Regions from separate parts of the Homo sapiens genome. Here region 2 is linked to region 1. Evidence: chromatin loops called from intact Hi-C (ENCODE). Cell type or tissue: CD14-positive monocyte. All regions are shown on one strand. Links, peaks and the distances in the headings refer to the core of each region. The heading gives the core; the rest is flanking DNA.

Evidence for each region. Hi-C counts contacts between places; a loop is a spot of excess contacts. Peaks named below come from ENCODE experiments on the same cell type or tissue, not always from the same donor. Only the 100,000 strongest peaks of a DNase experiment are listed, where the experiment ranks them.
Region 2: it touches region 1 in a loop (2.6-fold over the local background); 4 of 110 quality-filtered maps call a loop at or near these places.

What each region holds. Positions count from the first base shown.
Region 1 is chr7:80,698,140-80,701,066 of GRCh38, reverse strand. No RefSeq gene overlaps it. Among named protein-coding and RNA genes, the nearest start is that of CD36, 61 kb to the right of the region's middle. In CD14-positive monocyte, for the core only: CTCF peaks have their summits at 1,596 and 1,824 (motif pointing left); DNase peaks (open chromatin) are centred at 1,106 and 1,826; H3K4me3 peaks cover 790 bases; H3K27ac peaks cover 1,105 bases.
Region 2 is chr7:80,769,351-80,772,277 of GRCh38, reverse strand. All of the region lies in intron 12 of SEMA3C (semaphorin 3C), which reads left to right. Among named protein-coding and RNA genes, the nearest start is that of CD36, 130 kb to the right of the region's middle. In CD14-positive monocyte, for the core only: no CTCF peak of the experiment used is centred there; a DNase peak (open chromatin) is centred at 1,387; H3K4me3 peaks cover 878 bases; H3K27ac peaks cover 2,076 bases.

The DNA.
Region 1 (2,927 bases), core at 331-2,830:
TGCAACTCTGTCTAATTATTTGTCACCATTTAGTAACAAAAATAAATTTAATGTGTTTATATATAGATGAATAGAAGATGCTAGGAAACCTCAGTCTTCTGTGTATGGTGGGGTAGGACTGGGGGAGGTGGGAGGGAGGGCAGCAGGAATTTTAGGGGCCTTATAGGCCAGTTAAAACCTCTACCTTTCTTCCTGCCTTTTCCGGTTCTGATTGCTTTGAAATGTGAAAAGCTTTGGTAGAAGTAATTAATTTACTCTGAAATTATCAGGTATTTATGCTTCAGTGTAAATTCAAGTTCAGGAGGTAGAATTTGATGGGTAGGAAAAAGTGGAAAGCTTGAATACAGGGTCACTCCTGGAAAACTGGGAATGGCATGCTACCAGAGAGAAATCACAGTGGATCAACTTCACCCCCTCAAAAATGAGGGCAAGTATGTGTTTATAATAATGTTCACAGTTGAGGATCTTAAGTTGCATTGTGAACAATTCTTAGCAAAAGGAAGGGGGAAAGTTTCCACAATAGAACACACCTTTCTAACAGCCTGTAAGTGGCAGATATGTTTTTACATAGATCATCCAAGACTCTCACTATTTCTGCATGCAGTCTCTAGATCAACCTCTGATTAATGGATGTGACGAATTATCCCCCAATAATAAGCCTTGGATACACCCTTCGTTGGGAAATATTCTACAGCGATTCTGTTAAGCAGCTACAGATCTGACAAGTCACATGCTATCCCCTCTTAAATATGGGATAGCACAAATTTTCTTCAAGTGTTGCCTGCAATAGATATTCTATGTAGTCTCAGACTGTAGTCATTAATTTGAATCTTAAACTAAACGTTATTGCTGGGATGTGGTTTGCAATAGTATTCATGGAGATATAAACAGAGTTTGGACTGTTGATGAATCTTTGAATTACTGGAATTTAGACTGTACCAGCAGAGAGGCATAAACTTGCTGTTAAAAATCCTAGAAGGGCAGAGGAAGTATGAAGGAACAAGTAGGACACTATGCGGCTTCTGTCACATAGATTTGAAAATTAAGTGACTCCAGCAAAATGAAGAAGTTTCCCCATCTTTCTCCCATGAGCACCAAGTGACACTTTAACCCACAGAGGGAATGAAAGTCCTTGTGACACACAGTAATAGAACAGCAGACTGTTTTAACCAGAGCAGAGAAACTTGCAGAAGTCCAAAGGCATATAGGAGCCAAAATAAACACTAGCCAGAATGAGTGAAAGATTTTGATTCCCGGAGCTTGAGGGCACTGAGAGGGCTTAGCAGAGTGGAAGGTTGGTGAAGGAGGGCTTACCTGATTTGAGGCTCACAGTCCCACCGCCTCAGTCAAGAAAGGGAAAAGGGGCTTTGAAATAACAGTAACCAACACTTGTGTTGTGCTTTGTAGTTTATAAAGCCAATTTCCATACAACCTCAACTGCCCTACAAATTAGTAGTGCATTATTATTTATTGTCTACATTTTATGGGTGAGAAGATGAGATTCAGACAAGTGAGATAACTTACTCAAGGTCACTTCTTTATTTAGTGTCAAAACTATGACCAGGACTCAAGTCTTTTTTCATGCTTTCTCACTATATTGAACAATTTCCCATTTAGTAACATGCGTATGTAGCCATGCCATTAGTTCAATTTAAAAAATGTGTAGGAAATATTTTATATGAAGCATATCTCTATATGTTAAATCAGTGATAGGCACTATATTAATACACTGAATAAATGTGCCAAAGTCAGAGGCCCAGTCTTTCAATAAAGAAATAGCGTTTCCATTTTTCCTCCTTGTCACGCTCCTGTATCTAACATTGGATTTCATCTGCCATCTAGTGGAATTTTCACAAATTACATGTTAAAATCGTATTCCCTGCATCAGGTTGTCCAAACTGTTTCTGAAATATAATCAAAGTCTTCATCTTCACCTTATTTAAGCACGTTTATGTGGCAGATGTTTTCTTTTCTCAAAAATTAGTAAGTTTTCTGTCATCCTGAATTTGGTACAAGCTTGTTCTTGACTAACATGCTGTGTGACCTAGGACAATTATCTTTTCCTAGGAAAATTATCTTTTAAAAACTTTGTTTTCTCTATCACACACTGAAGTCATTTACATATGGGATAGCACAAGTGAAGTCACTTTCAGCAATGAAATTTTTGACTCTACCTTTATTATAGTAAAGTATTTATAGTATAGTAAAATACAGTATTTATTTAATACAGTAAAAATCACTATGATTTTTAAACATCTATATTTTCCCTTTATTCCCCCACATCTAACTATTCCAAACCCCTAATCAGAGCATTCCTATGGATCAGTGAGTTACTAGGGTGACATAATTATGTTAAAAAATCAGAAAATAATGACATATATCACATATGTCATGCGAAAAAAGATTTGAAAATGCCCATTGAGTGAACCATTGAATTTGTGTTTAAAAAAAAAGAAAAAAGAACAACGTGGATATGTTTATAAATTTTAGTAGATCATCACATAAAATCTAATTCCTCTTCACAATAGCTTTGTGAGGCCATTAAAGCAAGTGTGCTATCACTATTTGACAATGAGTAAACAGAGGCACAGAAATATTTATTGACTTGATCAATCTCATAGTGATGAGCAGTTGTAGAAAATGAATTAAAACTCAGGTTGGTGTTATGGTGCAGACCCACAGCAGCATGATCACCTGGGAGTTTGTGGCCAGTGCAGAATCTGACAGTATTCTAGACCTATGGAATCAGAATCTGCATTCTGACCACATACGCAGGTGATAGGATGTCCATTAAAGTTTGAGAAGCATCAGTTGAGCCCAGGATATCAAAAGCCAGTCGTGTAATATTGGAGGAGAGTTTCAATTTTAATCTGAACAGAAGCTTAAATAGGGCAAAACGTCTCAAGTGAGAGGACAAATTTCAAAAT
Region 2 (2,927 bases), core at 242-2,741, 71 kb before region 1:
TATTAAAAGATTTTAGCAGCAGTTTGATTACCTAACAGGAAAATAAATGTATTAGGAATGGGTATTTTAACATAAAATAAGGCAGCCAATTATCAGTATGTAATTATAGAAATTAATAATTGATGTGTCTAGTCATACCTCCCTCATCTCTATTAAGCATTCATTTGCCAAGCAAATATTTTGCAGTTCTTTCTTGGGCTTTCAAAGTATGTTTCCTCATTTTAATAAGCAAGTTGTCTCAGAAAATTATTAAAAAGGAAGAGATGCCTTTTAGTAAATATGGTGATTTTATCTTTTATAATAGTACTTTAAATTAATACTAGAACTAATCATTTTGCAGTAATTTACCCCTAATATCGTGTACGGGGCTGCCTAGGCTGACACCTAGGAGCAAGAAGAGCACAGGAACTTGTGTGACTGTGGGTGACACACCCATGAAGCTGGCCCTGACTAGAATACATTTATAGGTTAGCAACCAGGAGGAAGGGACTGGCCAGATCTCATTAAGGAGGCAGTGTTCCCCCAAATCCCTCAGAAGCGCAGGGGAAAGCAGACAGTTTGGCACATGAGTTTCCAGGGAAACCCCCTTAGGACTGTTTACATAAGACTCAGGAGATAGATATACAAATGACTATTCCAATGACCTGCTTAGTAGTGAGCTGTGTTTGATCACTCGCATGAGGCAGCCAACACTTACTGTACTTATAAATGCAAGCTGATTTCTTGGCTAGAGACAGTGGAAAGGTTTAAGGATAATTGCTGTGCTCCCTTATATTAGAAAAAAATTAGATAGTATAAAATAAGGCAGGAAGGAAGACTGTCTAGGAAATTTTCTTTAATGATTTAATAAAACAAAAGAAAATAAAAATATCTCATATGGATTGATGAGTCTGCTGTGTTACCTTTGTGCATAGAGTTGCATTATGCAAATGACTTTGCAGATTTGTCTTGCTTATTCCCACAGTGCTTTAATGTATTTAGAGTATCTCTATTATCTGTACCTCACAGAAGAGAAAATTGAGGGCCAGTCAAAGAAAGTGACTACAATTGTGTCAAAAGTGTACTCAGCGATGGAGCTAAAACTAAAACATAACTTCCATTTACTGAGAACGTTATTGATGTGCCAGACACCATGCTAAGCAATTTCCATGTCTTACTTGTTTAATTTTTATTAGTCAGAGCTCTTTCAACTGAAAGTGACCACACACCTTACTCAGACTACTTAAAACAAAATAACTGTTTTCTTCGTTTAACTGAGAAATCCAGAACACAGCCTCAGACATAGCTGAATTTGTGCTAAGATGATGTGGTCAGGAACTTACTTCACAACCTTTCAGTTTTACTTCCTCTGCATTGCTTGTTCTCAAATGGAGTCTGTATGTGGTAGCAAGAATGGCTCCAGCACCTCCAGATTTACAAGCTTGAATGCTCCTGATTTCAGAAAGAAGAAGAGGCTCACTTACCTCATTCCCAGGAAGGGCAGGGCCCTCACTCTTTTCTAGGTCAGTTCCTTTGTGAATCACAGGGGCAAGGGTATGCTCTTATTGGCCAGGCTTACATCATGTGGGCCTCCCTGGAGCCGGAAGAGAGGTAAACCATTCCTTAACCAGGTAGACTGAAAATGAGGTAGGTGGTGTTTCCGAAAGATGTGTCAGGGTGTTAGTGCCAAAAGAAGGGAAGTGATTCTGGCTAGGCTTTAGCCTTAGCTTAATGGATTTTTAGATAGCCATTATGAAAAGCATGGTTATTATTTACGTTTTACACAATAGCAAAGTGAGGTTTAAAGAAAAAAAGAAGTGACAGCTTCGCTGTAACCATATCATAGACATGGTGCCTTCCCCAAGGATATAAAAGCAATAGTCCAATTCTGCAGAACACTAAAAAGGATTTATAGTTGTGAATACATTCAGGGAATACCATTCTCACCACCCCCAGAAGGAAAACATTTGATAAGTATATTATCATCTTCAAACGAAAGGGCATGCAGATGGCTTTATGTGGACATAAGTAATTGGGAGTTTTATGGCCATTCTGGAATGCCTGTCTCTCAATGACTAACATTTTAATGGGAACACACTTACTACTCAGAAAACCATAAATTCTAGATTCTGAACTCTTGAGTCCAATGCCTATGTATGTTTGCATCCATACTGCCCAACTCACTCAGTACTTTCTTGTTGAATCAATGAGTGAAAATGGATAGAACACAACTTAAGACTACTTACTTAATTATTAGTAAATGATACAGCGCAAGGATACCTCAGAAGTATTCCTCATACAGGGAACTCATTACCATCAAGACCAAAAATAACAAAGGAAAAGAGAAATGACTAAAAGTGGTATTGTAACTTTTACTGCAAATGGATAAAAAGCAGCTTTTGTATTGTGGTTTTTTTTTTTTTTTTTTTTTTTTGGGGGGGGGACAGAGTCTTGCTCTATCCCCCAGGCTGGAGTGCAGTGACACTATCTCAGCTTATTGCAACTTCCGCCTCCCAGGTTCGAGCGATTCTCATGCCTCAGCCTCTTCAGTAACTGGATTTACAGGCGCCTGCCCCCATGCCCAGCTAATTTTTTGCATTTTTAGTAGAGACAGGGTTTCGCCATGTTGGCCAGGCTGGTCTCTAACTCCTGACCTTAGGTGATCTGCCCATCTTGGCCTCCAAAGGGCTGGGATTACAGGCGTGAGCCACTGTGCCCGGCCTGCATTATCTTTTTATTAGCTCATCTTTATAGCCCTTCTTTGTGTAATATTTTTAAAATGGTATGCATAAAGTATGTTTGTTGTGAGCCTTGTCAGAAAATGGGGATTTCTGTAAAATTTTGCTCTCATAGTAAGTGAAAACATTGGGGAATATGGAGTCAGTTGTCTCATTTGAGAGTACTTATTTCTTTTCAGAGCTGATAGTTTTATCTATCAGAACCTTTCT